Regions from separate parts of the Mus musculus genome. Here regions 1 and 2 are each linked to region 3. The links are chromatin loops, found by intact Hi-C in ENCODE. Cell type or tissue: left cerebral cortex. All regions are shown on one strand. Region 1 overlaps Gm17750 (predicted gene, 17750). Region 2 overlaps Gm34196 (a long non-coding RNA gene). Region 3 has its middle 110 kb from the start of Gm34246.

The links. Peaks named below come from ENCODE experiments on the same cell type or tissue, not always from the same donor. Only the 100,000 strongest peaks of a DNase experiment are listed, where the experiment ranks them.
Region 1: it touches region 3 in a loop (6-fold over the local background); 2 of 42 quality-filtered maps call a loop at or near these places.
Region 2: a loop joins it to region 3, with 12 times the contacts of the local background. A loop is called at or near these places in 2 of 42 quality-filtered maps.

Annotation. Positions count from the first base shown.
Region 1 is chr13:84,057,031-84,061,030 of GRCm38, reverse strand. The region is part of intron 1 of Gm17750 (predicted gene, 17750); the gene reads left to right. Among named protein-coding and RNA genes, the nearest start is that of Gm17750, 5.7 kb to the left of the region's middle. RefSeq lists an enhancer at 1-2,800. In left cerebral cortex, no CTCF peak of the experiment used is centred here; DNase peaks (open chromatin) are centred at 1,110, 1,860, 2,597, 3,865 and 3 more places; H3K4me3 peaks cover 700 bases; H3K27ac peaks cover 3,909 bases.
Region 2 is chr13:84,749,670-84,753,669 of GRCm38, reverse strand. The region is part of intron 2 of Gm34196 (a long non-coding RNA gene); the gene reads left to right. Among named protein-coding and RNA genes, the nearest start is that of Gm34246, 76 kb to the right of the region's middle. In left cerebral cortex, no CTCF peak of the experiment used is centred here; DNase peaks (open chromatin) are centred at 257, 1,099, 1,934 and 3,369; H3K4me3 peaks cover 1,199 bases; H3K27ac peaks cover 4,000 bases.
Region 3 is chr13:84,563,995-84,567,994 of GRCm38, reverse strand. No RefSeq gene overlaps it. Among named protein-coding and RNA genes, the nearest start is that of Gm34246, 110 kb to the left of the region's middle. In left cerebral cortex, no CTCF peak of the experiment used is centred here; DNase peaks (open chromatin) are centred at 1,676 and 1,954.

The DNA.
Region 1 (4,000 bases), 510 kb after region 3:
GAGCGTCTTCAATTTATTGCTCACATGTTACCTCATGTTTAAGAACTTACTGTGAGAATGTATTCAGAGATACAATCATCTGATTCCCCCCCCCCCCTCCCCACACACTTTTTATTTGCCCCAGAAATCAGCCTTGCCCTATTTGGAGAATTCAGAGATGTTATGGACCTTTTAGTGTTTCAACAAAAAGTTGAGGACCGTGAAGTCAGAAATCCTCTCCCCAAATGTTAAGGGCCAGGTTGCCTGCTGCTGTTTCTCTGTGCAGACTCATGGAGACGGGTGCCTCTCAGCCTTTGCTCTGCCCTCTCTTCTGTGATTTCTTTATTTTTTAAATTGGCCCTACCCTTTTCTACTAGATCGCTTGATTTGGCCATACTTCCCTTAGTACATTCTCATTGTTGCTCTCAGAACTTATATGAGGTTTGGACTGGTAGTGTTTTTCCTTATTTTCAAAGCTTTGAGATTCAGATGTGAAGAGCTAAGACAGTTCTCTGGACATGCTCACAGATTCTACCCAAGACCTTAAGCCATGCTTTTACACTTATGGGAAAAGGAAAAAATATGCACAAGCTTCTGATACTAAGGGCACAGCCTGGACATACACCTTGTCCTCTTCTTCTTGGCCTCATCTGCCCTAAAGAATGAATATATTCATCCCTAAGGTTGCTGCTTCAAAGTGACCAGTGAGATGCTAACAGGTCAGCTGGCTGTCCTGTTGGACAGAGGGTCCATAAATCAGAGAAGACTTGGTATGGTTGAAAGAAGAAGGTAGTCCAGCCTGAGGGGAGCCCCCTGTAAATCTCTCCAGGAGCTTTGTTCCTGGTAGGGGTAGGGGTGGGGGTTGGAGTTGGGGTAGTCATGGCTGTAGCTGTTATTAATGCCCTGGCCCTCCTGCAGTGGGTGCTAACTTCTTGTGCATGAGAGCTGCCTCTACCCTTCCCAAACATCGGCTGCTTGGAAAAGTCAAGCAGGGCTGAACTCTGATTTTCATTTAATAGTCAAAACCAAGATGCGTTTGGGCTATGATGATAGGACAGCTCCCTTGAAAAGATTATTTGAACTACAAAGGCATTCATTTAGGGCTAGCGATGTTGCAAAAGGGTCTGCTAGAAATTAGCAGCCTGTCCTGGTATTTGGAGAGCAAGAGTGACAACTTACTGGAAGTTCTCAAGGAATCATTTATATTTCACACTCCACTAGGCAGCTGATTTGAGATTGTCTGTTAGCATAACAAAGGCTCTGAGCCTGTGAACTTCAGAAACCTTTCGACCTCTTAGCTGCTGGCATGAATAGCCCCCAGTCCTGCCTATAGAGATCTCCCAAAGCTCCCCTGTTCGTGGCTAAATTGTTAATCAGGGTAATTTAATATAGTTTTCAATATGCCTCATCTCTTATTGGGAAAGGTATTCACAGCTTCCCTACCCCTGAAAAAAAAAAGTTCTTTTATTCAAGTGTGAGAGGGGCAGCTGCAGACAGACCCCCTTCTCTTTACTTCACCTCCCCCCCATCCCACTCCTTCCCAGCCACAGTTTTCTGAGTAGCAACCACGGGGAAAGGACAGAAAGAGAACTACGTTGACATTCCCTTTGCATGCACTCCACCCTGAACCTGAAGCTCAAGGCTGTTTATGCTGCGAGACAACTAAACAAAAACCGCAAGCACCACAGTCATAACTAAAACCTCAGAGTGATCACACACACACACACACACACACACACACACACCCCACACCCTGTTCTCCACCTCCCTTTTACCACCACCCTTTCCCCTCCCCCTTCATCCCTCAGCTCAGCTGCTCTTCTGGCCCCGACAAAATGCACCAGACCCCAAGGCCTGCTCATTTTCATTTTGTCGGAGGCAAAGGCAGCCTGCTCACTCCTTTGCACAGCGACACTCGTCCTGTCCCCTGCATCTACTCTCAGTGTGGCTCCCTCGCAGCGTCAATTCACATGCACATTAGTTAACTGAAGAGCAGGAGCACAAATATATTCATTTTAATCCAGTTAAGACCTAAGAGGTCTCATAGGATATTATTCAATAGTTTGAAAACCAAGTATAAAACTCAGCTTTTGCTACAGTGTTTCATCTCAGGGAGGCCTACAGTATGCCTTTCTTTTGCTTTCCACCAGTGCGTGCTCAAGAAATAAAATGAATAATGAAACAATTATAAGCAAAGAACCAGCTGCAGGTGGATATTCTGTTAAAATATTGTATTGTTGACTCTGTTAATTACCGTACTTCTCGTACCCATGCTCAAATTCAGAATGAGAATTTTATAAGATGAAAGGAAAAAAATATGAAGTCACAAATTGTGTTTCTTTTTTTTTTTTTAAATCAAAAACAGAACAATATATCTCTTAATCATATAGTTAACCTTTTGTTCCCATGTGAGAATTTTAGGCCATTTCTAAACGGTATTTGTGTATTTCTGAGCTGCTGTAAGTGTAGTTTTCTATGGGGTTGTTGCTCTGTCTTTTTGCCTTGTGTCTTCAGGGACTTCTTGCCTTTGTCAGACTTTGGTGGGTCTGTTTGCCTCTTAGCCTCCTACAGTTGGTCAAAGCCAGCATCTAGATCCCAAAGTATTTTCCTTGATAGCTCTCTAGGTTAAGGTGGTTCCTGATGCGGATGGGAGACTTGCTTAACTTACTTGGCACCCTACTCTAGCATCACCAAAGTGCTAGAAAGCAGGGAGACAAATCTCTCTTTATTGCACCAGGGACGGGTTATTCAAGCCCCCCAAACAGAAAAACAAATCCAGACACACTCTCAGGAATACATACCCACTCAGTAGCCCAGCTTCTTTCCCAATCTCATTTTTCTGGGTATTAAAAAATGGCTATAAAAATGGGCTTCTTAATTAATGTAAACATCTCAACAGTGTCCATAGATAACAAAATAATTGCATGCAGTTAGATTATTATCAACTTTCAAATCTGCATTTTCATTGGGGGCGGTGGGTTCTGACAGTTTTAATTCCAGTGTTTTGGAAGTTTTTAGATTATAAACATTTCTATCAATAATCTATGCATTATTCATTTTAATGATGTATATTTTATTTTATTCTTTAAGTAATGATTTTCATTTTTCTTGATTTCTTAAACTAGAATATTTTAAAATATAAATTAATAATTATTATGAGCAAGTAGATTGCTGATTTCTCTTTTAAAAATCCAAAGACATAAAATCATTCATTTCACAAGTTCACAGAAATGTAACTTTCATGAGCTGTCTAGAGAGAAAGAAAATACAGTGGCTTTAAACTCAAGACAGAAAAAAACCCCACACAATTGATATTTTCTGTGCTTTTGCTTAACCCTGTTTTCATTAGCCTTTTCCTCATTAGGATTTATGATCCATGTCCTTTTCTATACTTCCACAGCTCTGATTTCTGTTAAATTTTGTAACAGAGGTTAATGAGTACAAAGGAATAGAAGGCCTGTTTGCTTTCATCTATGATGCTCAGTATTTTAAGGCTGTTTATATTTGCATTTAAATTTTTTCTGTAATTTTAAATTGTTAAGATTCAGTGAAATTAATTACATCAGAGTTATCTAACAGGGAAATTTTTTTTTTTTTAAAAAGGAAATTAAACAGTGCAATTCTGCTGAATTGTAATGTTTTCCTGGGCCTGGACCATCTCATGCCCTCTCCAGCACTGTATAGTTTGGGTTTCATGTTTGTGGAAGAAGAAAGATTGGGGGGAGAAGGATGTGTTTTTGGAATGGTGTTTGACAAGGGGAATGAACGCAGACACCAGAACAATTATATTACAATCCCATTGGGGATGCCAGCACCAAATTTAGCCAGACTGATGGGGCACTGTCTAGACGGTCCCTTTTGTGTATCAGCTGCTTTCTCTCTGCTTTATTGCGTTGCCTCAATGTGTGAGTTGAACATGCATATGGATCCCAAGCATAGCCATTCCTGCTATTAAACCTGCTGTCATTTGGCTAACACTCAAGGGCTACGTGTTCCTACTGCATTCCCTTCACGGTATTTT
Region 2 (4,000 bases), 190 kb before region 3:
TTCTAGTTCATTTATAGTCAGAGTTGGTATTCAGTGTTTCTAGATTACCAAGGAAATTATATGGAATGGCATACACAGAGAGCTTATTTTACTTACATATTAGGAAGCTACATGTCTATATAACACAGAAAAATATACATATACCTATGCCTAGACATACATCAGTTACATTTCAGTTGCTAGATCAAAATAAAAATTCCTTTAGAGAAGGAAATATGCACCTCTACATATAAAAGTTCTCTTTTCACATGTGTGTTTAGTGACAGGTACTGTGCTCCAGAAACGACTTTTGTGTTACTGTAAACAAAGGCCAACTGAGGCTCCTGAGACAACTTGGGTAATAGGTTATGGATATCTTCTACATAATAGAAGAGAAATTAAATACATTTAAAAGATTAAATATGTGCATCGTATGTGATTCTGAACTAAATTCATTGTCGCATATCTGATGCAGCTATCTCCACTCTGACTATTTTGCCTTTATATTTTTCAATAGTCACTGCCATTTCTCAATAATGGGATAATTTTCTTCACAAATCTTTTAGAATTTGTGATTTGCAATTTTATCATGGTCCATGGTTTTATTCTTTCCTAAAAAGGCTAAACCACAAGATTTCTTGAAGGATAATACTGGAAATAAAATATGAATTGCATCTGATTGATAGTGGACAAGTAACACAGGTTAAAATGAGCATCCCTTCAGAAGAATACAGGTTCCCATTGACATTTAAGCAGAAACTGCATGGAGGGAAAGAGAAATTGAATTTAGCTGATGCAAATGAAATTAAAACTAAATTGGTTGTCATATCAAACTGATGTTAACTATGTAAATGTTTTCTGTTTATGAAACTACATTTTAAAGTGTATAATACTGCAGAAATATGAATATTTTTAAATTATTGAAAATAGAAATTTAAAAGACAGGTTGTGAAACTGTTTGAAATTATTTCCGCTTACCATGTCATACTATGACTCATGAACCATGTGCACACGGAGCAACTGTGATAAGCACACACACATACATGCATGCACATGTCAGTAGGCACGCATGTTTTGCTGGTCAGGCAGGATCCCATTACATCATTGCTTCAAATGCATTCATTCTCTTCAATATTGTTGGCTGTTTCAGGTTAACTACCAAAATCATTTGCCTGAGAAGCGAGATTTAATTGTCTTACAACTACCTCTGTGCAGTACAATAGGGATTACAAGTACCCATTGATTATACTATTGGGCAGAATAAGGGACTCTTATTCTAGCATTTCTCATTCATTTTGTCATTGCATTCTCTTTGAAAGAGACCAAATGGGTCCCAGCAGGTGAAAGCAAAGAAACCTGAAAGGCCCCCTTTGATGAATGACAATACCACAACCACCCTGCCCCCCCCCCCCCACTTTTGGAGATTATAAACCCTTATTAAATCATGCCCTGTTAGATATTGATTGAGAGGGGGCCAAACTAAACCCAACAATAGCAGCATGGATCAGAGAACACTGCTCTCATCAATGGGCACTAAACACAGCTAAGCTTTCCAATCCTTTTTTTTGGGGGGGTTGCATTTTTTTTTACTATTTACTTTTGTTTAAACCATTATCCCAGAAAGTCATACAATTATAGTTGCTTTGTCAGACAAGAATAGATCTTAGCTGTCTAGCACTTCATCTTTTTGAATGTAGCAGTGTATTGCACAAACAATATTGTACTTGGTTAAGATTCAGTATTATGATGATTATTTGGGGGTGCAATTCTAGGTAATTATCATAATTATTCTTGACTCTGGGACCCCTTTGATGACAAGACTGCTTTAAAGTAAACCACTTGGACATAACAACCCAAGATATTTGAAAAGCGATTGCTACCAGAACCAGAGTTGAAAATTCACCCATATTTTAAGGCTATCTTGATTATCAGGCTGTTTGCGTTCCTAGGCTGTCTTTTCTGCCATCTGTGAGCACCACAGCAAACAACCCCTTGATGACAATCACTTCAGTAGAACTAGAATATGTCTGCTTAACAGGAGACTTCTGTAATAAGACTCAGTGCTAATTAACTGTCAGCCTTTAAAAAAATAATAAGCCAGCAGACTGCATTTTAGAAAAACATTCTACCAAAAAATTTCCAAACAAAAATTAAACTTCTGTGCCAAGCTATAACTTCTGCTCCTTGTCGACAGGCCTTACCCAGACTAAAACTGTTTACTTTAAATAGATTGAATCTGATAAAGGGTTTCATTTTTCTTGACTACAGGTAAGAACATTTGCTCTGGGTAGCTATATGATTCAATAATTTTATAATCCTCCATAAATAAAAAAGGGAAGATGTGGGATGTGTGAAGAAAAAGGAAAGAAAATATTCAGGTGCAAAAAAAAAAAAACCCACCATTTGTGTAAGAAATTGTCATTACATACTTACAAAAGAAAAGAAAAAAGAAGGAAAGAAAAGAAAAAAAGAAAGAAAGAAAGAAAGAAAGAAAGAAAGAAAGAAAGAAAGAGAAAATAAAAAGGAAGTGTCATAACTAAAAGATTTCCTTAGATGAAAAGATACCAAATTAATAGTTTACTATCAAAGTTAAATAATATTCAGTTCAGAAACCTGTTTGGAGTAGCATCATGGCACTTACAGAAAGGATATTTAATATCTGCAGCGACTCTGACTGCATGCGAAAACTACAGAAACAAAGCTTGTGTGAGATGAAAATAGAACTCTAAATACCACGGTTAACTCCATGAACTCAGTTACTCTGTTGAAAGAATATTAGTATCCCCTTTGTTTTTGATGAAAATATTTCCTAGAAAAATTATAAAGCATAAACACTAAAGCTTTGATTATTTTATTTAAGACCTGGCTTAGGATTTCAATTCTAAATATACACAGAAAGAAAAGCTTCTCAGACCGGTACAATAACTATAGAAAGTAAGACAAAGACAAAACTAGTGTGTTTGGGAAAATTTTTCCTTTCTTCGTATTGTTTTTCCTCAATTAAATTTTAATTGCATCTCTGGATTAAGTTTTATTATTTAATTACATAGGATTTACTGAAAACTCTCTTACTGTTTATCAATATTTTCCTCTCATGGGTTTCCTGAAATTGTAAGTTTAACTTTTGAAGTTAGGACTTATATACTTTTAATAGCTTTAAACACTTGGCATTAATATTATGATTTATAAATCTTCCTTTCCTGTTTTGATTCTCACATCTTCCTAATACTCTGAGTGAAAATTAAGCATTTGAAAGTTAAAGCTACTGCTTTAAAGTCAGTGTATCCAACTCTTATATTAAACCATGTTGACTTGCAAAACAGTTTCCAAGTCATGTGTTAGAGGCTAATTATTTTTTAAAGTATGACTCTCTGCATACATTTCTATAAATGCTGCCAGCCAGTTCAAAATCTCTCCAGCTTTCCTAAGTTAGTTGATACAGACTACATTTAGTTAGGTGACAAATGTACTACTAATCTAATTTTAACTATATTTAATGCCTTCAAATACGTGTCTTATGATTTTTGTTATACACGCCCTGATTCATTTAATTTCTTTGTTGACTTGTGTTTCCACAAAAAAATAGCAATACTTTTTTAATTGAAACATCTATTTTTTAAATACCTCACTAGATTACACTATTAGACTTCCTTGTTTCTAGCAAGTAGGTATAATGTAAGATAACCAGAATTTCACTTCAAATACATTCTTTTCAATTAAATCTTCTTAAATACATTAATTAAATACATTTCCTATTTTTCCACTTCAAGAAATGTTGCAATTTTAATTTTTACTTTTAGTGGAAAAACTATAGTAAAATAATTCAATTTGGGGAGTAGATTTCCCAATAGCAAGCTTATTGGCACTTTTCACTGCCCTTCTTTGTATGTGAGAATTACTATATTTATTTAGGATGTGCCCTGTGCCCATGCTTCTGTGTGCACAGAAAGATTGGACCTGAATACATTTTCATCTATTATATTTAAGTTTCAGCGATGTCAGAAACTATCTTGGTTTCAGC
Region 3 (4,000 bases):
CTCTAACCCATGAAGTGCTGTTTTTATAAAGGTGCAATATTCAAACATACCAATACTATATTTTGCTTATTTATGTAAAATGACAGTAACTTGAAAGGCAGAGTTGAGGCATGGATGAAACCATGGGGTAGACCTCATATCAAGCCTCGTGTTCAGCTACAATTCTGCTCCTTGCTCATCTAGTGCACTCAAGTAAGGCAAAAGCTTTGCCTCAAGCTGCCCCCCCGAAAGGGATGGCTAAGTAGCTCCGCAGTGTGAAAACCCTCTGTTGACTTCAAAGCTCAAGTTACCACAAGCTCAAGTTTCAATAGAAATATTTTAGATTTTTATGGCTAATAATAATCAAAGTCAAAAGCTATTGACAATCAACTTTTAAAGTATTTTATTCAAATAACTTGGCCAATTTTTACAAGACTATTCAAGGTCTCTTAGAAATTCCTTTTCGAAGAACTTATCTATAGTTTTCTTTGCTTCTTTTATTAATCCATGTGATACATAATGTCTGTACTCTGAGTGAACTTAATGATATCACTGCCTATTCACATGCTTCGCAGACAAATTAGAAAAGCTAGAGAACAATTCTAAATTTACAATAAATTTATTAAAAATATTCTTGAAATCAATTGACCAATATTCATATGTCATTTTCAAAAGACAAACATAGAGACAAGACTGCATGATCACAACCTCAAGAAACTCCAAAGCAGTGACTATAAAAGGGGTGCACAAATGATGTACACAGAAGACAGGATAGGCTCTGCTTGAGAAATGACAGCAAAATTTCATGAAAGAAGAGGAAAATAATACATATTTCACCTGGAGGATAACTCGATTCGCGATTAGAGAAATTCTCTTCAGGATGAGTCTGGCAGTAGCTTATAAATTAAAGAGCTGGGTGGTTTATAATTATGACGCAGCATGACCCATTTATAGAAATTTCATTTCCTATAATATGGTTTAAACAGTAATATGATGAAAAATTTGTAGTGAAAGTACATGTGAATGCTTTCCTTACAAAAGATTTTTACTGCTGTCAGTTTTTGAATTAGTCACTATAATGGAATCATGGTCACTTCTTCAAAATGTAAAATGCATGTGCATATATATATATATATATATATATATATATATATATATGAGAAACAAAATAAGATCTCTTTGTTTTAGCTGGACACAATGTAAGTTCCCTGTAGAATTTTTGCAGGTGTGTTAACTCAACCATCAGGGCCCCTCAGGTTCATGCCGACCTCCAGGGAAGGACATAACTCCTAAAGAGCCTCCTTCCCAGGATACCATTCTTCGGAGTCTTAGTGGCCCCCTTTAAAGGACGAGGTCCCTCACCCTCACCCCTCTGCCCTCCCCAGTCTGAGTCTGGGCGCCATTAGCGCACTGGAGCAGTAATTTCACTAAATTGTACCTTACTGGCCCCCTATTACGAAAGGAAGTGTGAATACTGCCAAAGCCCTTTCGTAACTGGCAATGGAATCACAGGTCAGAAAACATCTTTAGCAAGCATAAATTATTAGGCTCACTATAAAAGAGAGCTGACAGATGAAACAGGCATTTCCATGAGTGAACAATACAGCTTCAATTCAAAGACTACTGATTGGGTGTTCAGCCTCCCAGCATAAACAGCTATTCAAATTTTAAACTGTAACCATCTGAATAAAGAGAAGGATTGCCACGGACACCTCGGGTTCTTCTGAGAGCTTCAACAAGGGATGCGATATAAATAAAATGTCAACCCATAGGTTGAGTATTTCTTCTTCCCAAGGGTAAATTCATAGCCAATGAAACAGAAGGCCAGTGTTTTAGATCATAGGCCACCCCAGAATCATGGAGAGCCGAATTCCTCTAATAGGTGCCCCAGAGCTTTGCTAGGAGATGGTCACTGAGCACATCAGCCTCCCTCTCCACCCACCCTGTCTGTCTGAGTCCTTCCCAGTCTTCCCTTTTGTAAGATGTTATCTGTATTCATGGGGCGAGGCTGGTGGGGATGAAGTCACAAATGTGTAATTATAAACCTCAGAACAATGCAACGCATTCTACTCATAAAAAAGTAGACATCGCCGGTTTCTTGTGGAGACACCACAAAGAAAGACTGCAGCCCGAAATAATGCAAAATCCAGCTAGAGAACAGCACTGTATCTGCTTTGGTGAAAGACTGAAAGCCTAGCGGTTTTAAGCCTCCTAGAATCTGTTGAGAAACTGATAAGAACCTAAGACCAGTCTTTGATTGTTTGTAAATCTCTGATTCACTTGCAGGCATTGGCTGTCTGAATAATGATGGGAGATGTGTATCTAGTACATGCTTAGAGTAAAAGCTTCTCTCTATCTCACAAATGGGGCACATTAGTTAATAGTTCAGATATTAAACACATAGACTTAAATTGAGACTCCTTGAATTTGGGAAGATTCAAACAGTAATTTTAAGTAAAAATAGCAGAGAGTTATCTATTGTTACCAGACTAAAGGACCTTGGGTCTGTGCCTTCTCAGAACTACATGCTAAGCACTCTACCCACAACCCTGTCCTTTAAGCACCAGACTGGGTCTCATATTCTACACAAAAGGAAACTATAAACACAGAACTTTTGCTTGTTAATGATAGGTTTGGAATTAATTTTCTAGTAATTGACACTGGAAAGCCTACCAACACTAATGATTCCCACCCCTATATCTCCAGATCTGTGGAGAGACAATTGTCTTTAATGAACAAAGTACACAAACAATTCATTTACACTGAAGATCTAGGCAGGAGTAGAATGCTTTCTTCTCATCTTGATATGTTTGTTTCATATAATTGTGAAAAATATTATACATGGAAAAGCTTGCTATTTGAAAAATCTGCCCTCAAAGATTTCTCTATATTGATTCATGTTACAAAAGCAAACAGGCCTCTCTGCTATGAAGTGCAGTTTTCTCACTTCCATGCCTCTGCAAGGATGTTGGTTACACTGATTTTATGTGCTAAGAATAAAATCAGCTGTGTATTAACAAGCAAAGAGTCCTGCTGCTGAGAACTACTGTGAAGTATGACACTAAAGGAGGGGGGATTTTAAGAAGGAGAAAACTGAATACATGTGCAATTAGACATGCCTTTGATGACCTCTGATCTCAGGCTGTGCTGTCTTCATTCAGTCTCCTTCCCATAACTACAGTTGAAGTACGAGTCTATATTAATTAAGGAGTGGCTCCAGGCCACCATTTAGAACTACTAGAGGGAAGTTATATATTTGAGTCCCTTGTTATTAAAAGCACTCAGGCAGCATTCATTAATAATACTACCTAAAATACAGCATGCAACTGGCCAGAATAACCTGAGTCTAATGCCAAGTTCAATCCAGTTATTGATATATGGTCATTTTGATGAGAAATTATCAAATCATTTTTGCAATGATTTCCTATGACTCAAATAGACAAAATTTTCTAATCCAATGATTTCTCTTTTAAATCTAAAAGCATGGAGAAAAATATGTTCATACCTTACTGTAGTAGAGTTTGCTGTATTAAAGTTCTTTGTGCTGCATATAGTCAAATAAATCAAATAAATACATGTTCTTATCTAGAAGATTTTTCAGGAAAAAAATTTATAGTATTATCCATTAATTATCTAAGCACTAATTTTTACAGACAAGGCAGTTATATGGTAAATTTTATACCAAAATGTAATTTTAACTACTTACTAAAATAACTTTAAATAATCTGCATTTTCCCTGGCCTAAAATATTTGTATCTAGTCTACATAGGGGCTTGTCCACGATGTTTCAAACTTCCATTGTACCTTGCCATAATGATGACCATCATTGGATTATAGATACTCAGTATTTTTCTTCTCTCGTTATCAGTAGTTCTTAACTCAGAGGAGACGAAATTCAGAGTGTAGCAGTATATACACATAATCCATGTTATTGGGAGGCTGAAGTAGGAGGATTACAATTTTGAGAACAGACTGAGATAAATGAGTAGACTCTAATCAAAATATTGCTTTACTTTGAAAT